2 separate regions of the Homo sapiens genome follow, and region 1 is linked to region 2. The links are chromatin loops, found by intact Hi-C in ENCODE. Cell type or tissue: endothelial cell of umbilical vein. All regions are shown on one strand. Each heading gives the region's core, and the rest is flanking DNA. Links, peaks and the distances in the headings are about the cores only. Region 1 overlaps PPM1H (protein phosphatase, Mg2+/Mn2+ dependent 1H). Region 2 overlaps PPM1H (protein phosphatase, Mg2+/Mn2+ dependent 1H).

Region 1 (12,356 bases), core at 2,664-10,663, 56 kb after region 2:
ATCTTCTATAGCAAGACAGACAATAGAAAGGAGTAGGCTCCCTTCCCCTTGCATATATTGTGGGGGTGATGATGAGGATGTTGTTCCCTTTATCAATGAGTTTTTCCCATAGGAAACCCATGGGAAGAAGCATTTCCTCTGAACCAGCTCTAGTTTCCCTACAGAACTAGCAGTGTTGGCCTTTGGATGACGGAAAGTTGCGACAGTGGCCACAGTTCTGCGTGGCAGCCAGGAAACCGAGAACTACATTTGAGTCTTAATTTTTAATAAGTATCTGAACTGTGGTTAGTATATGTGCATTGAAACTCCTCCCATTCTTGATATTTTCTTTTATTCCTTTTTCTATAATTTTGAATTTTACATATGTTTTCACATTTTATTTTATGCATCTGTAAAAACTTTCATTTCCTCATAGGATTAAAGCAAGATGTAGATTCTTCTCTCAACCTTTTATTAAACATTTCAAACATGTAGAAGTGTTGAAAGAATAATTTAACGTGTACCTGAATATCTTTCACCTAGATTCATGTTATTAACATTTCGCTAGTTTGCTTTATCTCCCTAAATACATTTTTTCCTTTGAATCCTTTTAAATTATCTAACCCTTAAATATTTCAGTCTGAATCACCTAAGAACAAGCACATTTCTCCTGCAGAAGCACAAACCATTATTGCCCCCGAGAAACTTCTCATTGATTCATGACATATGGTCCATATTTGCATTTCCACCGCCCCCATCCCAGAAATGTCTTTTTATGGCCTTTTTATTATAAGGTTGACCTTTTGAAGAAACCAAACTAGTTTTCTACAGACTATCATAATGTTTTAGTTTTTTCTAGTTGTTTCCTTGTGATGTTTAGCCCAATTCTCTATCTCCTTTGTTTCCCGTACACTGGGATTTATGCTTAAAGGCTTAGTTAGATTGGGAAGAATACTTTCTAGCTGATGCTGTGCATTTCAAGTTGCGTCACATCAGGAGATGTATCCCACTCATGCAGTGCCGGGTCATCCCACTCACAGGACCCATGTTTGATCACTTGGTTTCACCACCATATCTTTCCCTTGTAAAGGTATGTTTATCTCCATGAAATTAGCAAGAAATCTGTGAGGTGGCACCACGTAACCACTCTTTTGACAATAATCTTTCATCTAAGAGATTTAGCATCTGTGGATGATCTTTGCCCAAACCAATTATGTCATTGCAGATTGCAGAATGATTATTTTCCAATTATCAATTCCTCTACATGATGGCATTTTTCTGTAAAAAATAACATTTCTTTATTATTTCTTAGTCTGGGCTGCTGTAACAAAGTATCGCAGACTGAGTGGTACATAAACAACAAATTTACTTTTCACAGTTCCGGAGGCTGGAAGTCAGATCAGGGTGCCAGCATGGTCAGGTTCCAGTGAGGGCCCTCTTCCTGGTTATAGACTGCCACCTTCTTGTAGCCTCACATGTAGGAAAGAAAGCCAGAGAGCTCCCAGGGGTTTCTCTTATAAAGGCACCAATCCCATTCACCAGGGCTCCACCTTCATGACCCAATTACCTCCCAAAAGCCCCATCTCTTTTTTTTTTTTTTTTTTTTTTTGAGACAGAGTCTCGCTCTGTCACCCAGGCTGGAGTGTGGTGGCACAATCTCGCCTCACTGCAACCTCTGCCTCCCAGGTTCAAGCAATTCTCCTGCCTCAGCCTCCTGAATAGCTGGGATTACAGGCGCCCGCCACCACGCCCAGCTAATTTTTGTATTTTTAGTAGAGACAGGGTTTCACCATATTGGTCAGGCTGGTCTCGAACCCCTGACCTCATCCACCCACCTCAGCCTCCCAAAGTGCTGGGATTACAGGCGTGAGCCACCGCGCCCGGCCATCCAAAAGCCCCATCTCTTAACAGCATCCTATTAGGGGTTAGGATTTCAACATATGAATTTTGGCAGAGACACAAACATTCAGTCCATAGTACTTTATTAACTGGGAAAAAACTAGTTTTTTTCTCAGCAAGATAGGTCAGTGTTTAATTTCTCTCCTTTAATTATCAATTTTCAGAATAAGTAACTAGTATAATAGTCACCTTCAGTTGTAACAATTTAGTTTTTTGTTTGTTTGTTTGTTTGTTTGAGATGGAGTTTCACACTTGTTGCCCAGGCTGGAGGGCAATGGCACGATCTCGGCTCATGGCAACCTTCACCCCCCGGGTTCAAGTGATTCTCCTGCCTCAGCCTCCCAAGTAGCTGGGATTACAGGTGCCTGCCACCATGCCTGGCTAATTTTTGTATTTTTGATAGAGACAGGATTTCACCATGTTGGCCAGGCTTGTCTTGAACTCCTGACCTCAGGTGATCCACCCACCTTGGCCTCTGAAAGTGTTGGGATTACAGGCGTGAGCCACTGCGCCCAGCCCTAGCAATTTAGTTTTATTTTTCCTTTTAACTAGCACTGTAGATTTAGGGATTTCTTTTTTCTCTGTGTTAATATTTGTTTGTTTTTGATGTTAATTGACTCAGAATTAACCAGTGATAGCCCCTTCAAACATACTCCTGTGTCCTTCTGAAATGCCCTATTATCTTTGAGTGCTTTTATGCTTTCTGGCCCTACAAGCTGCCTCTGCCTCACCTTACACTTTTACTGTCTCGTATCTGGAATCACCATTTTGCCAAGAAACGCTGGTTTCTTTCAGTGGGGAGTAGTATTTGGAAACCAAAGTCTGGGTGTTTAGAATGCTCACAGTCCTAGGATGTCCTTGTTTCCAGGCCCTTTGAGTAGACAGCATTAAAAAATACATGTATTTCAACAGTTGACTTCATATTGATATCTCCAATTCAAATTTAACATTACAAGGTTTTTCTTCAATTTAATTTATATTTATTGCCTTACATTAACAATTATGGCTGTTAATAAATAACATTTATTCTATATCCCATTCTTACCTGGCAGGGGAGATAACATGATCACGAAGGTGGTTTTCCCAGGGCGAGGTTTATCCATTGCACTCTGGGTGTGCTGACCCCTGTGATTTCCCCAAAAGTGCGAAACTCGACTGCATGATTTGTGGTAGTGGGGGACTGCATTCATGCTTTCCCCTAAAAAAGAAAAAAGAAAAAAATATAAATATATATATATTTTACCTATATGTTACTAGAATATATATTTTATATAATATATATTTTAAAATATATCTTTATATATCCATATATACATAGTTTCAACATGTCAATACCAATATTTCTAACAGTAAAACTGCCAAGGACATTTTGGGATTTTTTTGCTTTTTACAGTTTTCCTCTTTAGATTTTTGTCCTATAGTTGTTTAAAAGTCACTTGCATTTTTTGATTACTAATTTGTATTGTTAGATTACCAATTTGCTATGCAGTTAAGTTTTTAATTATTGGGTGTGCTTTCAAAAATTTTTATTTAATTTTCAGGAGTCAAAATTATTTTTAAAAAATAATTTGAAAGTTTAAAACTAAATTATCAGTAAATCTTTAACTACAAAAACATATATATTAAGTTTTGAAATGTCCATGGAATTTGAAGCTAACTTAAAAAAATTGTTGCCCAGGCACAGTGGCTCACACCTGTAGTCCCAGCACTTTGGGAGGCCAAGGCAGGTTGATTGCTTGAGCCCAGGAGTTTGAGACCAGCCTGAACAACATGGTGAAACCCTGTATCTACAAAAAGTATAGAAAAAAAATTAGCCAGGCATGGTGGCTCACGTCAGTAGTTCCAGCTGCTTGGAGGCTGAGGGAGGAGGATTGCTTGAGCCTGGGAGGTTTAGGCTGCAGTGAGCCATGATCACACACCACTGCACTCCAGCCTGGGTGGCAGACTGAGACCCTGTCTCAAAAAAATAAAAAAGTAAAAAATTGTTATTTAATTACTCTGTAAATTGCTATTTATAATTTCTAGAAAGTTGTGACAGCATTTTAGAGCAGTTGTTTAACAGTGTCACCTTTGGATTAGAGCTAAAATTTGTGTAGAGGCATGGATGCTCTTTCAAGTTTTTAACTTATTCATAAAAAGGAAGCAGACAAGTGAAATACTTCCCTGGAAACGAATGCATTCCATCTCAGACTTAGTGCATTTTATCATCTTAAAACTTTTCTTCCTCTGGGAGGGGAGAGTATTTTAGTACTTTGAATTTTATAGTCCTTACCAGTGGCCACTGATAACCTCTTTGCCATATCTAGTGGGCACTTGAACTTTTCTTAGCACCTGGCACCTTTCCCTCTTAAAACCTCACACTTGGCTTGTATGATACTAGTGGACCCTTGGTTTTCCTTCTAGATCTGAGAGCTGCTCAGCTTCCTTTCTCTGCTGCATAGGGTAGTGGGTGAATAGGCTTTGGAATCAGGTGGGATATCAGTCTGATATTACCACCCAATGGCTATCTGACCCCAGGTCAATCAGCTTTCTGGATTCAGTTTTTATAGAATGGGACAGATAATACCTTCCCTATCTATCTTGTTGTTGGGAGGCTCAACTGAGACAATATGCAATTAAATCACAAGTATTTACAAGTGTTATTTCAGTCCTTTTTCTTTCTAGTAAAAGTGTGTTGTAATTGATAATTTAGATAGTGTATCATTATCTTTGATATAAAAAGAGTTGTCCCAGATGGTTATTCACCTTTCAGGTTGGATGTGCTGAGCAATCCAGATGCCCTGTACCCCTTTGTATGGCAGCCACTTCCGCCTTGGGAAACAAGCTTCCTGTGTGTCCCCTGCCCTCTCCCACCCTCTGTTACCATTTCTTTTCTATTCCCAACCATTTCCTAACAGGAATTCCATGTGAGGTAGTCTCTCACTCACCACTATTCCCACTCCCTTCCCCTGCAGCTAATGACCTGCCAGTATTTTTGTTCCCAACTTTTTTGGGAGTCCCCATTATCCTAGTCCCCAGTCCCCCTTGTCCCACTCCCAGTGACTGCCCCCCCAACCCCACCAGGTTTATGTTCCTATTACCATAATTCAATGCCTCACTAGGATCCCCTTTCCATCTCTAGGAGTCTCTTGAGCTTCTGACTCTGGTAGTACCAGCCACCACCAGTGGATTATAAACTAAGGGTATATCACGTACAATTCTCTAGCTCAGTGGAATGAGGCTGAGGTTGCAGGGGAATTCCAGTGCTTGGTGAAATTAAAACGACCATGATTCATCCAGGCCAGTGCAACTCAGTCATCATCAGTAAACCCAAAGTGTCACCACCACTTGGGAGCTTTGCTCAGATCCTACCTTAGATCTACTGAGTTTGAATCTCTGAGAGTGGGGCCCTAAAATCAATGTTTTAAGAAGTCCTCCAGATGACTCATAGGCACATGAAAATCTGAGAACCATTCTACCCAACAGAGCTTGGAATTCTAAATATAGCTTGCCATGGAAAGTGTCCTAGATTGCATTTGTAGTCATTTAGTATTGTGTTTTATTAAGTTGTGGTTTAATAAAATTTTCAGGTAAGCCTGAATCTAACGGTGATTTGGTGTTGGTTTTGGTTAATTCATATATCAAGTTTATCAGTCATCTTATTAATGAACTTTTGCACCTTAGTTATTTTTGGAATAAATTAATGAGTTAGGAGCTATTTTGAAAATGTAGGATGTAAGAATTTTATGTATTTACTGATTAATTTATACTTCATGTCAATACAGAAAGGATATTTTGCAACCAGCATACAAAAATATATGCAATTTAGAAATGTAATGAAATGAAAATTAACCTCATGGTCCTTTTTATGAAGAAAAATTTTTCCTCATGATTTCCTCTCTTATGCTTCTGGTTCCGCTATTAAAATTTATTCTCAGCCATTGAGAACTCATTTCTTACCATAGGCAGGATTCTGGAACAATGAGATCTATTTTAATCTCTAGATTAAAATGCAATAAGGAAGGTAAACAGTTACCTCATTTTGAGTCTGTGGAATTTCCAACAATTTCTGAGTCCTTCCGCATCCCAGGCCATGGGAGTGATGATTTGTTTTTTTTTCAGTTGCTAGATTTCTGAACAGCTTACTGTCTACTCTTGGTAAGCTTCAGTAATAGTTATCTATGTAAGTTTAACAGCTTTTTTTTTGAATCCTTAAAATAAACTTTGATTTACTCAATTGATAATAAATCAAAGATATTCAGAAGATTAAATATGCCTGATCAGTGGCTGTCAGATGTTTACCTCACTGGCTTGCTCTGGTCATAACTGGCAAAAATTTGCTACTTCTTGTTGTCTTTTACCTCTTAGCACAGGATGTTAGGTAGAGATCCTTGAGCTTGTGATATAAATTTTAACCCTGAATTATAATTTCTCCCCTGAAGTCAACAAACCTTTCATTTAGTAGGTACTTGACTGCCTGCAGTATATCAGGCACTATGCTAATCTCTGAGAATACAGAATTAAATAAGTTTCTACCCCTACCTTCACGGCCCTTGCAGTTTAATAATGATAGTATAGTGAGGGTGTATTGAGAGTTGGGTCTTGCTATACTCTAGCTTGCAATTGACAGCCATTCAAGGGAAATTTATTAGAGAATATTGGGGTTACCCAGATATTCCAAAGACAAATGGGTCTTGGGAACACCTAGAACTAGGGACTCTGTTGAGATTCTATTTCCAACATGTACTCTTCTCACAAATATGTACTCTTCTCCTCTTTGTCTCTCCCTCTCTTCCCCTTCTTGCCTTCTGCTGCCTTTTTCTTTCTTTCATTTTTCACAGAAGGGCCCTAATTGGCTCAGCTCAGAGATCAGGTGGCCATCCCTAAACCAGTCACCTCTGGCCATGGAAAAACCATATGAATGGGACGGAGGAGGGTGGGAAGGAAAGATGATGTCTAGGAGAAAGGGAGTCTGGGCAGATAAAAACATCTCTGACAGGTATATGCACTTTACATTTATGCATTCTCTTAGTCCACACAGTAGCCCATTAACCTCCCCAAGACACACAACTAGCCAGTGGCAGAGCTAGGATACCAATCCAAGTTTCTGGTGATTTCCATACTATGAGCACTGTGCTACTTACTGGTTACACTGCAGTCTTTAAGAACAATAAAGTGCATGCAAAATAGCCTTAACAAACTGAATACTGAAGGACAAGGGATGTTTGTCAGACAAGAGGAGGTTAGGTCATTGCAGGGGGTGGAAAAGGCATGTGAGAAGGAATCGTGGTATGTAGCAACTGGGTGCTTTTTGTAAACCACAAACTGTTTATTATGGCTAAGGATGAGGGGGTGCGAGGAGACCAGATGGGGGAAGCTGAGGATATTCAGAGGGCCCGTCAGGAAGACACTGATATGGTAAGCTAAAAAGTTAAAAAAAAAAAAAATTTTTTTTTTTTTGAGGCGGAATCTCGCTCTGTTGCCCAGGCTGGAGTGCAGTGGCGCAATCTCGGCTCACTGCAACCTCCGCCTCCTGGGTTCAAGAGATTCTCCTGTCTCAGCCTCCTTAGTAGCTGGGACTACAGGTGCCTGCCACCATGCCCAGCTAATTTTTGTATTTTTTTTAGTACCGATGGTTTTGCCATGTTGGCTAGGCTGGTCTCGAACTCCTTACCTCAGATGATCCGCCTGCCTTGGCCTCCCAAAGTGCTGGGATTACAGGCGTGAGCCACCGCACCTGGCCCAAAAGTTTAAATTTTATCCTGAAATCTTCAGAGCCCATTTGGAGATATTTGAGCATGGGAGAGACATGGCCACATTCACGGTTGAGAAAGGTCAGTCCGGGCCTGCTGTGCAGGATTTACTAAGAAGAGACGACAGGTTAGGAGGTTTAAATATTGGTGCCTGCTGGATGTGACAAGGGCCTGGACAAGGCATGGAAATGGGGATGTAAGTCATAGTTATGACTTAGCCCCGCAGGCTGAGAAGCTAGATGTGGGGAGAGTAGTAAGCTGGGAGGACAAGGATGCTCCTTGGAATTCTTTGTCCACTAAGACAAAGAACACCAGAAGGAGGATTGTATTTGAGACAGGAAGGAGACAGCAGAAGGAAGGAGAAATGAATATAGGGTTGGGCAGCTTGCATGTTGTGCAACATGCAAAGGCAGATATTCTACAGGTATTTGGAAACACAGGCCAGGCACCCCCAGAGATCTGTACTGTAGATATGATTTTGGCAGTGCTTAGTGTTTGGATCTTAAATGAAGCCTTGGGAATAGAGACGATCTCCCAGGGAAAGTTGTCTGGGGAGGAAGAACAGCAAGCCACATTTGCAGCCCCAAGGAACAGCAGCACTTGAGGTTCCCTTGTACACCCGTATTAAAGGTCTAGTTGGGGATAGGAAGTCAAGTCAATGAAATTTCCATTTTTACAAGACTTTCCATACCTCATATATGGTCTACCAGGTGTCAGAGAATTGCCTCAGCAAGAAGTACCACTCCCCTTTTCTAAAACTATGTTCCATGTAAATTTTAGCTCTGAAAGAAGTATAGATTTTGTATTAACTACAGATGGAGGCAAGAAGAGGATGGAGGTATAGGCTCAACAGTTAGAAAAGAAGCCTTAGGAACTTCCCATTCCATGCAGAGATCCTCAGAGTATCCCTGGGAGGTCATAAGCCAGCTTTTGGACATTTCCAGTGAAGGGAATTCTACTTTTTGAGGTAACTCATTGCATGGCTGGGTAGCTTCAAACCGATAGTGTCAGAATTATCTTTCTGCTACTTCCAGGTCCTGTTTAGACCTTTGGAATTTCCCTCCTTTGCAGTAGTCTTTTGATGTTGTAAAAGAGCCATCCTGGCCCTCCAGGGCCTTCTTGGTCGGCTCTAACTGTTAATAGGGTGAGAACTTATTTATAAGGCAGAAGCCAGAGGTGGAATTTGGATGAAGAGGTACCCTAGGCTCTGACATCTATCAGCTACTTCTTTGCTGGAGAATGTTTAGGGGTCACTTTAACATATCCTACTCCCAAGCTCATTTCCTAGTAGAAGTGCTTATAATTAATTTTTTTCTATGGAATGCAGAAATCAAATGAGGAGAAACTCCAAATATTGTAAGCTTTAAGAAATATATAGGCAGGCTTAGAACACCGTCATTATTCTAGTCTCTCTCCCATGGGGTGTTATGGCAAAATGAGTTCATTTGTTTATTCATTCAATTAACATTTATCGAGTACCTACTCCGTGCTATGTGATTTGAGATAGGGAGAACACAACTGAAATAAACACACAACATTTTGGAACACATCTACCCTTGACTAATTGAAATATATTGGTAGTCCACCTTGTCCTTTTTATTTAAGGATGGTATTAAGCATCTAATTTAAAATCGCTTACATTCAGCGCATTTGTCTCCTTCAAAGTGTGAAATTAAATAATCCAAACTTAAAGCTGTTGGAACTTTAAGTTATCTTGAGCCTTGAGGGGAATGTGGCTACGTAGCCTGAATCATGTAGCATGCAGTTGCTATTTCTGCTTTTTCCTATAAATGATTAGCAATGAAGAAGCAGCATCAGAGATAAGACGCCCCCCTTGCCCCTCAGAACATTATTTCTCCTCAGGAATGCTAAAGCAATCTTCCTTGGAATGTAGTAATCCATACTAAGCAAATCACTGTAATGTTACATACTGGCTTTGTACAGAAAGTGCTGAACCCTGCTAAAACTGTTTCTGCCTATATAAGTGAAACCTTAGCTTCCCCACTTTGGAACACCAACCCCATCCATTTGGAGTGTGTGCTGCCCAGGTGGCTGTTCTTAAGCTTTGCACTGCGCTGGAATAAACTCGATGCTTAATCATAATTTCTGAATCTCGTTATTTAAGGTTGACAAAGGCAAAGTCTTATTGTACTTTCTAGCTTCCTTAGGGTAGAGAAATCAGTTTGCCTAAAATGAAACTCAGATGGGTTATTCTGAGACCTCAAGGGCTAAATTAGCATGTTCTTTCCCTTGTAAATTAGGGAGACTTGGATTGCTAACTGAGCTTTGCCCTGGGTCTGGGGACAAAGGTAAAAATATTTGATCAGATAACAGCTAGTTTTCAAAGGGCTACTTGATGTATTGTTCAGTCTTTAATCTGGAAACACACTTTCTCTGCAGGTTAATTAACACTAGGGTAAAGATTTTTCAAAGCAGATTGTTTTCAGTTAAAATAAAGTACTTTTTTTAAAAAGTACTTTTTAAAAAAGACTGAAGTAGTAAGGGGAAAATTAATTATCACTTTTAATGTACATTTGCAGTAATACTGTGCTTGCCTTGGAAAAAATATATTGAAGTACTGAAACCATGTGAAGTGTCACAATTCCTTCTTGTGTTACCTGTGTTTTATTTATAGTCTGTTGTGCAACTAATTGCAAGATTATCATATGTGTGAGCACAATACATAATGTAAAACCTCAGTTGCTATAAGAAGATATCAGAATGGCTCACCTAGGACATTTACCTAAATAAGTCATCATGCATATGACATTGATTTGGCCAATAAAATGAGGATAATAACAACACCTTTCTCACGTTTACAGTTGAAAGCATTAAGTTGTTAAGTATAAAACACTTGTGGTTTTTTGTTTGTTTGTTTGTTTGTTTTTTTGAGACAGATTCTCCCTCTGTTGCCTAGGCTGGAGTGCAGTGGCGCCATCTCGGCTCACTGCATCCTCCACCTCCGGGGTTCCAAGCAATTCTCGTGCCTCAGCCTCCCAAGTAGCTGGGACTATACGCACGCACCACCATGCCTGGTTAATTTTTGTATTTTTAGTAGAGACAGGGTTTCACCATGTTGGTCAGACTGGTCTCAAACTCCTGACCTCAAGCAATCCGCCGGCCTCAGCCTCCCAAAGTGCTGGAATTACAAGCGTGAGCCACCATGCCCAGCCTATGAAACACTTTTAACATTTCTTTTTTTACAACAGTCAGACAGCTACCATATGAGAAAAATACTGTTCATTATCCCCATCTTATGAGAAACTGAGGCACAGGGAAATAACTTGCCAAAAGTAGTGCAGTTACCTACTTGCGGATCCAGGATTCAAACCTAGGGAGTCTGGTTCCAGAGTCTCTCTGCTCTTAAAAGCTGTATGAGACTGCGTCTCCAATTTCTAGCAGAGAAAAAACCTGTCTACCTGCCCCTCCCATGTTTCCTGCTTTGCTGTATGTTTAGGTGGAGTGGCCTCCTATGTGAAGGTGGATAGCACCTCTTTAAAGATAACTCCCAAGTTAGGGCTTAAAACCCTCCTTACTACATAACAGTCCCCTTCTGTATAACTTTATTCCTCTTGTGTTACTTTAAGGTTTAAAGAAAAATACCAGAGGCCTAGATAGTCCAATATTTTCTTTATCCAGCAACAAGGAGAAAGCCTAGGTGGTGTCTGGGATTTTTGAGGACCTGTCAATTAAAAATGTATATGTTTTATCTGAAGTCTGTTGAGATTAGAATACTTCTGTCTTTTGGTTTCATATTTTATTAGTTTCAGGCTTTTTAAAGTTTGGGTTTTTAAATTACACATTTGAAACTGACTTTCAAAAAAAATTTTGTTTAAATTACACATTTGAAACTGACTTTCAAAAAAATTTTTTGTTTAAAAAAATTTCTCACATTGCCGATAGTACTGATACAGCTGGTAAATAAAACAAAATCTGATCTTTAGAAAAGCAGAACTTTGCTTTTTTTCCCTTAATCACCAACAGATGCAAATAGCTATATACAAATGATATTGTTCTAAACCTGCAAAAAGCATTTTTTCTGCTTTATTTTATGCAAAACTTCAACACTTCAATCTTATTTGGATTGGCGTTTATTTTGATTTCAGTTGGCTCCAACAGAGCAGCACTGGGGCCTTCTACGGGAATTGTTCCAGCATCTGACAGAGCACAGACTTCCTTATTTAAATAAGGAAGTTGGACATTGGTGGTATTAATGGTTTTGCCAAGGGGACCCAGAGGATTATTGAAAGGAAATACACAAAGATGACTTTCTGATTTTCATTTTTACTATGTTAAATGTTCATTTCTAAACAACCAATATGAAGAAGAAAACGCTGATATTTATGGGGGGAAATCTATGAGGCAACATTATATCTTCTTTTGATCTTTATTGTTTGTTTTTTCATTCTCAGTTATTTAATTATATTGGTGAAGGGGATAGAAGTTAGTGATGGCCTCCAAATGGTAAAGCAAAGTGTATCCACAGCTAATGTTACTACTAATGCCAAACTGCATGTTAAGTTCTACCCAAACCTGTATCTCTCTTTTGCTTCACCTATGTATTACGTGTAACTATGTGAAATCGTCAGTATTCAACTGTTTTTGATCTGCAAAAACAATTTCAGATAATTCAACCTAATAAGTTCAGGGGTCAGTACACGTTTTCTGTAAAGACCCAAATAGTAAGTAATTTTGGCTTTGTGAGCCAGATAGTCCCTGTTGCAACTACTAATAACTCTGCCATTA
Region 2 (12,356 bases), core at 2,017-10,016:
GAGCCCTCTAGGGAGGTTAGTTGTTGACCTGAGTGAAATCAGAGAGTGACATACATCAACAGATGGGGGCTTAAGAGTGTGCTGGCCAGCAGAAATCAGATGTGCAAGGACACCAAGATTGGGATATGCTTGTTGTGTTTGAGGACCAGCAGGGAGGTGAGGGTGGCTGGGGAGAAGGGAACAAAGGAGAGGGAGATAGGAAATGAGGGTCCAGAGGAGATTAGATGGCTGAGGCCAGTGGCTGCTGAGATGGAAGGTCAGTGGGAGATTTTGCGCAGAGGAACATGGGAAATTGTTTTAGAACGATGGCTTTGGCCACCATGTGGGAGGTAAATTGTAGCTAGCAGGGGCAAAAGCAGGAAAAGCAGTTGAAAGCTTTTGCATTACTCCGGGTATAAGATGATGTCAGTTTGGGCCAGGATGATAGTAGTGGAAGGAATAAAATGCAGTAGGATTCTGGATATAGTTTGAAAGGAAAGATGACAGGATTGATTGGTGAACTGAGTGAGAAAAAGAGGAGTCAAAGATAATTCCGGATTTTCAGCCTGAGAAACTGGGTGAATAGTGGTTCCATTTTCTAATACTTAAGAAGCCCAGGGGATAGGGTGGGGTGGGGGACTGGTGGGAACTGGTGTAGTGTTGTCCTTAAAGGAATGGTCTCCAGAGTCCATTGGCCCAAGTTCCAATCCCAAATCCACCCCTTTAAGCAGATAGTTAATGCCAGTTTTCTCATCTGTAAGCCAGGGATTAGTCATAACTGATAAGATGCATGTGAGGATTAAATAGATAAGGGAAAATGTTTTTCTTAGAGTTGAGAAAACGTGGTCCATAGTAATTTGTAATTATTTGTTTAATATCTACCCACTCTACTGGAGGCTCCTTCGGGGTGTGGTCTGCATCTCTTTTGTTACCCATTTATTCCTTGCCATAGCATAAACTTGGCACTTAAGAGGAGTCCATTCCTTCGGGTGGTTGCAGCCCCTACTATGATACAAACCACACTTTGGCCCCTCAGCCAGCATATTTGTGCCGTGGACTTCTACTCAACCTTATGTGCCATTCTTGGTTAGTTTTCTCCACTTGCATAACATTCAGAGTGCAGATAGTAAATAACTTTTGGTTAGTAAAAATATGCTTTCCTTGGGTAGGATTTTAAAAATAAAATAAAAATGAGCAAAACTCAATTTCTTTCTTTCTTTCTTTTTTTTTTTTTTTTTTGAGACGGAGTCTCGCTCTTGTCACCCAGGCTGGAGTGCAGTGGCATGACCTCAGCTCACTGCAACCTCCATCTCCAGGGTTCAAGCGATTCTCCTGCCTCAGCCTCCTAAGTAGCTGGGATTACAGGCGCCCACCATCACGCCTAGCTAATTTTTGTACTTTTAGTAGAGATGGGGTTTCACCATGGCTGGTCTCGAACTCCTGGCCTCAGGTGATCCGCCCACCCTCGGCTTCCCAAAGTGCTGGGATTATAGGCATGAGCCACCGCACCCAGCTGCAAAACTCAATTTCTAATGACCTGTCATGCATGCACGATTTTGATTGTAAACAAGTCAATAAGGAGATTGTCCTGTACTCATCGTCAATACTTTTTAATCTTGTGTACTACATTTTAAAATAAAGGGAATGTTAATTTCTTTTCTGCCTTGAGCTTTTAAAAATTATCTTAATTGATGTTGCCCTGATAGCTTCAGAGGCTGGTTTTAAAGCCTTTACACTCTGTTCTGAATGTAGAGAGAGCATTACAAGGACAGCCATGAGGGGGAGAAGGGTACTCTTTCTGTCAGCCTCTGGGAGCTGCATTGGTTGTTAGGCACCTTTTTCCAGATCTGAAACTGAAGTGCAGGCTGGTATGGAGAGCTTGTCACACGTGTGTGACTAGTAGAAAACTTAGGATGAGTTCCTCTTTTTGGTACAGGTACACGTTTAAATTCTCCAGGTCACACAGAGCACTATTGAGATTCAGGCTGGAATGATACAGCCTTCTGTGTAACAAGTACTTACTGGATAAACAAAGGAGACTTAGACTAGAACATTTTTATGTTGCTTTTTTGGGAACTGAGTTTCAGAGTTGAGGTTTTTGACTTGGCAATTCATTTGAGAAAGAACCGCTGACAGGTAGTCCCAGTAAAAAGAGTGGGGCAGAGAACCCAAAGGCAGCATGGGACAGTGGAAGAGCCTGCAGGGTTTGGTGGCAAACCTGAACACAGGTCTGAACACTCAAACTGCACTGATGTCCTTGTGCAATTTGCTCATTTCTGCAGAACTCCATTTTCTCCATTACTAAAAGTAGGGTAATAATATCCAGCTCCCAAGACTCGTGATGATGAAATGTAATGATCATGGGAATCTCCCTCTGCAGTGCCTGGCACATGCTGGTGCTCAGTGAGTGCCATTTGCTTTGTTGCCTTTCTCCCATGAGTGAGCATTTAGATTGCATGTCTTAGATGGAGGGTGGGAAGAACAGGGAGAAAGAATTGTAGAAATAATAATATCAGCCTTTCAAAAAGAAAAACATTAAATTTGCCAGGAGAGTAGTTGTCAGGTATAAACCCAAAGATTTGGAGGTGATCGATCTTGTTTGATTTAATCCCTGTAGGGGAAATGGGTCAGTGGAATCTTGAGAGTATTTCTCAGCTCCATTTTCACCCCTCTCCACATCTGAAACTTCACCATTGTATTTCATTGTTCTAGACACATTTATATTCTTCATCATTTCAGATTCATTTTATTTCAAAGCTATAACAGAAGGAACGTGTTGTTACGCTATACATGTCTGATTGGATTTATACAACAAACTGAAGCCAGGTTCTATTGTAGTTCATTTCCCATTATCCCCCTGTCCTACTTTTAATACGGAAGAACTCTTATCAACTGTGTAGCATTTTTATCTCATATCTTCTTCTATTGTTGCCTCTACCTTTTGTTTCCCTTGGGGTCATGGTGATGGAAGAAGTGGATAACTGTGCTTCTGAATAGTCTTTTATGTGGAGAAATACAGTTTACTCCTCTGGACATCATGTTGGTGACCCACTTTATGTATTCTTTAATATTCTAGGGGTTTTTGTTCATAGAGAGAAGCACCTGCTACTATTTGTAATTTAGCGCTCAAACTATTAAATTTGTATCTAAAATCAAACTTTGAAAATTAATTTCTGAAATCTGTTTGAACATGGATTACCGACTTAACTCTTTTAACAACTTAAACTGCAATGTTGATTCTTTTGAGCCCCCTGACACTGGAAACAGCACACAAAGATCCAGTGATTATGAAACATAAAACATACTTAAAGCTGTTGTAAAATACCAATGCCATGGTGGTTCATTTGTTGTTCTTAAACTTGTCTGTTTACTTTCCTAAGTTTGTAGCAACATATATTTTGATAGTGTCCAGTGTTAGAGCAATGTGCATTTTGAGACTTTTCTACAGTAATATAGTACTAGTACATTTCCACAATTACAGAAACTTTATTGGAGCCAGAAAGATAGTCTGACCAGCTGATAACTGATCTAGTTATTTTTGGCCATCTCTAGCTTCATCAAATCCAAGCCACTGGTCATCTGGCTAGGCTCCATTTTATATTTGTCCACAATTTGTTACAGCAGTAAGATTTTGGAGTTATACTTTCCACACAAGTTCTAGTTTTTTTGAAGCATGGTGCTTCTCCCAGAATGTTTTCTTTTCCAAGTTTTGCTTGGCTGGCATCTCATAGTCCATTGTCCTGTCCTCCTAATCTTTGCCTGGTTCTTTGCATCATCATATGGAAGCTACCATATGATCTATTACTATCTCCATTAGTAAGACATGGAAGGGGTATTATCTCCTAGGATATGAGGGATGAAGTCTGTGGTTAATACACCTCTTAGAACATTTAGCGAATTCATCATCTTGACACACTTCGATTTTCTTTCCCCCTGGTTTTTAAGTATGTTAAAGCCTTCCTGTTATTGGTCTACTCTGTCTTACCGAGGACTAGTATTACTAAGTTCCTGATGTTCATTCTTCTCTACTTAAACGGATAAATATTTAATAGAAGAAACAAAACACCTAGCACTCTTCCATTTATTAAAATAAAGTGGAATGGATACTCTCTTCCTTTCTTTTGTATGATAACACCTCATTGTGTGCTTTATATTAACTTTTTCATGTGTGGGATATCATGAAATCATGTCTTTCACATTTAGATGGCCTTACTATTTTTGATGCCCACATTGTCCCATCTTGGCTAGTGATTTGTCTTTTCATCACTACCCCTGAGCTCCATGAACATCTTCTATCTTCCTACTAGCCACACGTTGAGCCTTGCCAATCCCTAACTTTCCCCGCCCCAAGATATGGAACTACCCTCTAAGAAACCCTGGCTTCTTTCTCTGGAGAACAGTTTGACACCAAAATCTAGGTGCTAGTTTTATTTAACAATTACTTACATGATGCTCACTGTGTGAGATACTGTTCTGAGCTCTCTACCAATACTGTCTCATTTAATTGTTGTAACAACCCTATGAGATGGGTACTGTTATCTTTGTCACAGATGAAGAAATTGAAGCCCAGGAGAGAGAACTAGCTTGTTTAGGGTCACACCATGAGTAAGTGGCAGAGCTGGAATTTTAACCTAGAGGGACTGGCTCTGAAGCCCCCTCTTAGCCACTATCCCTGTTATTAGGAGTGAATGCTGCTGGCGTGGGAAAAGGCTGCTGTGGCTGTTAGGCTACATCTAGGTCAGAGCTGAAAAAAAAATGGCCTTTAAAGCTTATAGGTTTGCATTGATTTTTTCTAAGAAATTAATATTTCATATACTAAGATACTGATTTTGGGCACGCTACTATTTTATATACTAATAAGGAAAAGAAGACATTGCAGACTTAACTGTGACACAGTCCACATGCTGATGGTCCTGGTGACCTCTGAATAGCTCACACCAACCTCCGTAGCTTTAAAATGTCTTTATTTCACTTCAAGGGTGGAAATTCCTCCTGCCTTTACTTTCATTGCCTGGCATCTGACAGCAATCCTTTTGCCCATATCTCATAACAAAACATATGGCACCGTTCTGTCTACTGGTCAGTTTCTTCGTTTCTTAGAAGGGCCCATGAAGCCGTCGGGTGCAGCATTGTAAGAAAATATGGCATTGTGTTCACTGATCTATAAGAAATATTTACAGGGAGTTCGAGGTCAGCCTGGGCAATATGGAGAAAGCCCATCTCTACAAAAAATAAAAGAAAATTAGCCAAGCATCATGATGTGTGCCTACGGTCCCTGCTACTCAGAGGCTGAGGTGGGAGGATTGCTTGAGCCTGGGAGGTGGAGGTTGCAGTGAGCCAAGATCATGCCACTGCACTCCAGCCTGGGCAACAGAGTGAGACTCTTTCTCAAAGAAAAAAAAAAATTTATGAAGAACTAATTTTGTACCCCACAGCTCTGTTTGTGGGCCTTTTTGTTACTAGATTACTTTTTTGTTTTAATGCTTTATGTAATGTAGCCTTTTTGAAGGCTTCTTCAATGGTATCTCGGTTCCCTACAAGAAATACCAACAGTGAATGTAATTCCTTTGAAGTGAAGGCAATATGACAGCCTTAACCATTTCGACTTCGTATTACGTTTCTCTATCCTGTTCTTTTTATGGTATGAGGTTTCATCAGTCACTAAGATTTGCTATTACAGGGTGACTCTAAAAAAATAAATCGACCCTTTCAGAAATGTATTACCCATTAATTAGATTAAATATGAACATCAGTGTACACCAAATTTTGCAGCTGCCTTTCTATTTCTCAGTTCTCTTCTAGAAACTGAAGCCTCCCTTACAAATATATTTTGACTGAATGTTCATATATAACCTAGTTATTGAATAACATTTATTGAAATGTTCAATTCTTTTAGACCCCCACCCCACTCCCCCACCCCATGGCAACTAGACACAGTACTGGTTACTTAGTACACATAAGGTTTGCAAATCTTAAGTAAAGTTGATTATTCGTGTCTTATGTTTTCTGCCATTGAAGGAATTGGCGGTGGGTGGATATTTTCCATGATTTTCTGTCTGAGTGTATCTAAAATCACAGAGTTCTTGTGCTCAGTGGTTAAGGGACACCTGGCCCTCAGGCCTAGTTGTTACTTAACCAGAATTAATTTTATTCATCATTGTTATTTTCCTGTCCCTTCCTTCAAATATCACAAAAGCATTAAAATATGGAGGATGAGATTGCATCGCGGGTGGAAGTCTTAAAATAACATTTCAGGGTATTTCTGGACGGTGCATGTGCTTGACTTCCTGTTGCTTTGTCTTTAGCCAAGCTCTGTGTTCTCCTTTTAGAGTTTTTGCCACTGACACGCTTCCACCCCTTCACCAGCTGTTTTATCTTAATCTTAAAAGCATTAAAGAAGCTTTCAGACTTGATGTGGATGGAGGCATGTCTAAAGAAATGAACTGCACCAGCTACTTCAAATGGGAAAAACTTGGAATCTGGTAATGTCTGAATGCAGTGGCCATAAAGCTGGACTCTTGCCAGTGTATTATATTTTCTGTCCATGTGTCTCAGGAGGGGGTGACAACTCACATAGTGAGTTGTCCATATTGGGCAATATAATTGTGTCCTCCAAAAACCAGCAATTTGAGTACTACCTTAGTACCTTGTAAAAAAGCAGTGATCAAATACTTAGTCTAGTGGTATTAGTTCAACCCATTTGATGGGGCAGTATTCCATTTGCCATAGGAGATAGGCCTGTATGATTGCCTAAACTGTGGCTGGATGTTTCAAATCACAAGTGGGCCCTCCATCTAGAGTAGGGCCTCACTGCAACTATTTCCACTATCTTTCTTAGTACTACTCATAATTATTACAGTCATGAGAGCCTCAACCTATTATTGAGTCCTTCAGTATATGCCAGGCATTGGGCCAAGGGTTATACATGTATTATTTTAATTAATCCTTGAAGTAATTCAAAGTCAGGATTGTCACCATGTAGAAGAAGAATGGACCCTTAGAGATTAAATGACTTGTCCAAGGCCTCAGCCAACAAGGGGAAGAGTCAGGATTTTGACTCAGGTAGGCTACCCCCAGGGGCGGGGGGACCCCATGAGAGCCTTATCAGGCTGTGCTGAAGAAGGCTGAGTCCTGGGATCCAGAGCTTTGTCTGGAAAATGTTCCAGTGTTGGGCAGTCACAAACAGTGCTAAAGTATCTCAACTTTGTAAACTGTTTTAAAAATCCTAAATTTTTTTAAAAAGCTTTTATTTTTATTATTTTTTTATTTTATTATTATTATTATTATTATTTTGAGTTGGAGTCTTGCTCTTTTGCCCAGGCTGCAGTGCAATGGTGCGATCTCGGCTCACTGCAACCTCCGCCTCCCGGGTTTAAGTGATTCTCCTGCCTCAGCTTCCCAAGTAGCTGGGATGCCCACCACCACGACCGGCTAATTTTTGTATTTTTAGTAGAGACGGGGTTTCGCCATGTTGGACAGGCTGGTCTCGAACTCCTGACCTCGTGATCTGCCCACCTCAGTGTCCCAAAGTGCTGGGATTACAGGCATGGGCCACCGCGCCTGGCCAAAAAGCTTTTATTTTAAAGTGTTTCATATATTGGTTAGTCATCCCTCTGAATCGGTTTTAGAGGAACCCTTTAAAGTAGGCAAACCATGTTTCAGATGGATTATTTCGTATTTGTTTTCTGTTTTATTATCCCATTTTATTCTAATCTTAGAAGCTAATGTCAGAAGTAGTAGCTGGTAGAACTTGAAGGCAAGGAGGCTTGCCTTCATTTGAAACCAAGTCCTCCTTGCACTTCCCTCCTGCAGGTTCAAGGACAAATGGCATTCAGGAGCCCCAGGGATGCCTGGAGCAGAGGATCTTTCTGCTCAAAGCTACCTGTCAGGGACTTCCTACCATGGCACCTAAAAGCATTTTAATAGTCATTAATTGGCTATCATGTATAGGAAGGATTTTCTTTACCTGTTAGGAGTGTTAAGAATGTGTCCCACTTAGAGAATAGCTCTGCTTCTTAAATTTAACTTGATAGCCTTAACAGCAAGTGTGTGTGTATTAATATGATTGCACTTTTGTAGAGGCAATTTCTATAAAGACGTATATAATTTTAGAACAAGTACTATTGACAGTCCCCCTCAGCACAAAAACATAATTTTACCCAAAAGGCCTCTGTTGCCTGAAGGCACAAACTGCCAACATTTCTCTTTGGCTTGCCTCAGATTTCATCTGTGAAGTGGCAAGCTTTTAATGAAACTAGACAGTAAGTTCCATTATTAATGATATTCAATCTTTTCCTCCAATTCAAGAAACTTAAAAATAGAAATCTGAGAATTAATTGGATTTGGTTGATGATAATTGTCATTTCTTCATTGTAAATGTAAGCTCACCTCCCAAGGGTTTTGAAAAAGTGATTGGCTGTTGCCCACTGGGAACATATGGTATCAGTGAATACTAATATTCATTGTGCAACAGAATGCTCTTTGCTGTGATTAGAAGGCACCAAACTTGCAGGACTAGAATCTCTGCTGTGTTCTGAGCAAACTACATGATGCAAAAATGTATCCGGCTACATGGAAATAGAGGCGGATGACTCTCCAAGTTCTCTATGTTCCCAGAGCTTGTCTGGGTTTAAGTGGTGGTGGCAGTAAGGGGGAAAGACCAGAGAGTTTAGAGAGGGTGAGATCTCAGATGTGACTCGGAAATTATATCATAGCACATGGAAATAGAAATATGTAGGGGCATTGAGAAAGGCATGCTCAAATTAGTCCTTGAACTCTGGAAACAGAATGTGTAAGGTCAGCATAGCAATTGGGTATAGCCTTGAAACCAGACACCGGGGCTTAAGTCCTATCTGTACTATGTCCCCTGTGACACTGAGCAGTTTCCTCCCCTGGCCTGGCTTCCCTTTTTGTAAAATCAGGAATTAGTATGTGGATTAGGTTAGATGGTATAAGGACAATGTTGGCCTGTAGGAGATGCTCAGAAGATATTAGTACCTCCTCCACCCGCATTCGTTTCCACGTAGTCCTTTCCTTTTTTTTTTTTTTAACTACTGGTAAGCAAATTCCCATTTCTTCTTCCCTTCTTTCTTTATTATTATTATTATTATTATTACATTTTAAGTTCTAGGGTACATGTGCACAATGTGCAGGTTTGTTACATATGTATACATGTGCCATGTCGGTGTGCTGCACCCATTAACTCATCATTTACATTAGGTATATCTCCTAATACTATCCCTCCCCCCTACCCCACCCCACAACAGGCCCCTGTGTGTGAGGTCCCCCTTCCTGTGTCCAAGGGTTCATGTCCTTTGTAGGGACATGGATGAAGCTGGAAACGATCATTCTCAGCAAACTATCACAAGGACAGAAAACCAAACACCGCATGTTCTCACTCATAGGTGGGAATTGAACAATGAGTCCTTTCCTTCTTATCCAAACGAGGAAGTCAGTATTCAGAGAAACTAAATGGCTTGCCTGAGTGGCAGAACTGAGACTACAGCTCGGTGTTAGTCCATTTGAGCTGGTATAACAAAATATCACAGACTGGGTGCTTATAAACAACAGAAATTTCTCACAGTATTGGAGGCTGACAGTCTGTGATCAGGGTGCTGGCATGGGCCTTCTCCCAGGTTGTAAACTGCAGACTTCCTATTGTGTCCTACATGGCTGAAAGAGGGTGAAGGAGCTCTCTAGGGTCTCTTTTATGAGGGCAGTAACCCCATTTGTGAGGGCACCACCCTCACCTCACCTTCGTAATACCATTGCATTGGAGGTTAGGATTTCAACATATCAATTTGGAGTGAACATAAACATTGCCTGTTGCAAGCCTAGACTACTTTAGTCCTACTCTCCAAAGTTACTGTAATGCTTTACAAACGTATGGGGTTGGGCTGGCATGAAACCCTAGTGAGGACTGAGGCTGTTTGAGCTTTGTTGTCTTTACAGTTGAGTTCAGTTGTGTTTCTTTGCAAACAAATAAAGCCTGTGTATCTGTCTCAGCAAAGCTGGCCTGTCCCTGCGGTTCTCTGCTGTTAGTTAAGGGGCCCATATAAAAGCTCTTTAATAACTATGCACATAGATATTTTAAAATGTCAAAGTGCATCCTTTTTAAAGAGAGGGGTGCGTCTCTGAGGTTTGTCAGTCAGACTTTTGTAAACTTAGCCATTTCCTCATTGATTTACCATCTAGTTTCAGTTATATTGAGTTTAAATTTTTAATTTTTTTTAGTGTTTTTAGGGATGGGGGTCTCTCTGTGTTGCCTAGGCTGATCTCAAACTCCTGGCCTCAAGTGGTCCTCCCACCTTGGCCTCCCAAGTGTCTGGTATTACAGGTGTGAGCCACCACGCCCAGCTTTTGTTGGGCTTTTTGATCACCAGTTGTCATGGGCACCTATCGCCTTTTTGTGTCTTTCCCCAGGCTGTCAGATAGCTAATAAAAAAATACATACAAAAGTGCACCTAGGAGTTTTAAGGGAAAAAGTAGTCTTTTGTGATACCATTATGCTATGATATATCTGTTTAATAACATACTGTATAAATTAAGGAACTAGAATATGACTGTAATAACACGTATTACTGTTAATATATGCTATTGTTCCCGGCTTCACATACTGATCTTTGATTACAGTTTATCCCTAAGAGTGATCAACATCCCCTAACCACTCATGAGAAATCTTGATGTACACGAGCCTTTCAGTGGCCTTCCCAGTGTCTGAACCCAGTGGACGGCTGCTTCTCTTTCAGTGGAAGGTTGACTTTCCTGTTTTCCTTCAGTAAGGAGTAGAGGGTACACAAACTTTAATGTATGTAAATTAAGAAAGCAGATTGCCACAGAGCCAGAGATGATCAATTTTGAAGTTTCCATGAGTCATACAGGCATTCAGTAATATGTTTCAGGAAGTTGTTTGGAGAAATGTGGGTTGGTAATTACCAAATAAATTTCTACCTCTAACTGGCTGCCTTTTTGAGGCTTCTTTGCAAGTATGCCTATTTTCTAAATTTGGAAAAAATCTGTGTATTTGAGCCCTGAAAAAGACAGTCTCTTAGCAACACGTGACAACAAAGAGGAACAAATTAAGAAGTGTGTTGTGATTTGTGTATGTTTGCACTGTTTTGAAAACCACCCTAAAGGTAAGTATTTTTAAAGCTGTTTATAACATTTGGTAAATTTAACCTAAAAAGTATCAAAACCAGGAGTGGTGTCTGTTCTCTTTTCAGTGCGTTTTTTCCTTTGTCGCCCCACACTGAATATTTTTGGCCACTTGGAGGACATACGTGGGCATTCATAATTAAGAATTAATTAAAAGTGTCTGCTTGGAGGACTTTCTGCTCCGTACTTAATTAACTTAAAAACTTATTGCCTTGATAAACAGATGGATCATTTTAAAAGAAAAAACAGAGTTCACCCTCACTTTAGACATCTACAATAATTCATTTAGTTAACCTTGGAAGTATTTTGCATCTATTATGCATCCATTGACAATGAAATGCAGAAGTGTTTATTGCCACCATTTAAGGATGATTATGTGCTATAGTTTAACTCATTTATGAGGTGTGGGTGGCAGCAGAAGGAGAGGACCTATAGTGACTGTTCCCCAAGCTGGGCTGGGCTGGACTATACAGTTGGTACCCTGGCTTCTTTAGGCTAAGGGTCAGTTTCTTTGTCCAGTCCTTCCTGCTGGTGATAGGCTGTTTCTTTCTGCATCTCTGCACTATTCCCCACTTGTGATGGACTGGCTTTTCCCCACTCCATTACACCTTCTGTTCCCCACATCACTTCAGTTTGGCAGTAGCCCATCATGGCTTCTCATGGTGCTCCCCGAGAATTCACTGCTCTCTTGGTTTAGTTCCCATAGTTAGTTGGCAAGACCCTCCTGTATTTCTTGGTTTAGAGTCTTGAAAGAGATCTTCTGCTTGACCCAGCTGAAATCTTTCAGCCAAGCCACAAAGTCATAGGTAGATTGCCATGCCAAGGCTGGGTGTCCTTCATTGGGATCCCACACCATTCCAGCTATTGGGGCTGTCACACACAAGGTGTACCCATACATGCTTCATCAGAGGCTGAAGTGTGGACAAGGTTCTTACAGGGTATGGACACCTGCTTGATAGGTCATTGTAGACATTGTATTGTCTTAATCAAAGGCTCCAATAACTGTCTATTTCAGACTGTTCACCAAAATCATTAAGTGGTGTGTCTTAAAGATTTGGTGTTGAATTTTCCTTTATTCTTCCACGAAAATAAAATTTAAATGAGTCCCACAGATACTGCTTGCCTGAGGCTGTTATTAGTGTATGTGGCGTGAATTGCAAAGGGCTGTGGTTTTATTTTATTTGATTTTTATAATGGGGGAGGGCACAAGGGAGTAGGGAAAA

Evidence for each region. Hi-C counts contacts between places; a loop is a spot of excess contacts. Peaks named below come from ENCODE experiments on the same cell type or tissue, not always from the same donor. Only the 100,000 strongest peaks of a DNase experiment are listed, where the experiment ranks them.
Region 1: a loop joins it to region 2, with 5 times the contacts of the local background. A loop is called at or near these places in 3 of 110 quality-filtered maps.

What each region holds. Positions count from the first base shown.
Region 1 is chr12:62,841,461-62,853,816 of GRCh38, reverse strand. The region is part of intron 1 of PPM1H (protein phosphatase, Mg2+/Mn2+ dependent 1H); the gene reads left to right. It overlaps LOC105369795 (a long non-coding RNA gene), which reads right to left. Exons shown (of 3, transcript XR_945016.3): 2 at 2,924-3,076. It also overlaps the pseudogene RNU1-83P. Among named protein-coding and RNA genes, the nearest start is that of PPM1H, 88 kb to the left of the region's middle. In endothelial cell of umbilical vein, for the core only: no CTCF peak of the experiment used is centred there; a DNase peak (open chromatin) is centred at 5,916.
Region 2 is chr12:62,897,270-62,909,625 of GRCh38, reverse strand. All of the region lies in intron 1 of PPM1H (protein phosphatase, Mg2+/Mn2+ dependent 1H), which reads left to right. It overlaps LOC105369795 (a long non-coding RNA gene), which reads right to left. Exons shown (of 3, transcript XR_945016.3): 3 at 8,600-12,356. Among named protein-coding and RNA genes, the nearest start is that of PPM1H, 32 kb to the left of the region's middle. RefSeq lists a silencer at 2,217-2,399. In endothelial cell of umbilical vein, for the core only: no CTCF peak of the experiment used is centred there; a DNase peak (open chromatin) is centred at 6,235; H3K27ac peaks cover 825 bases.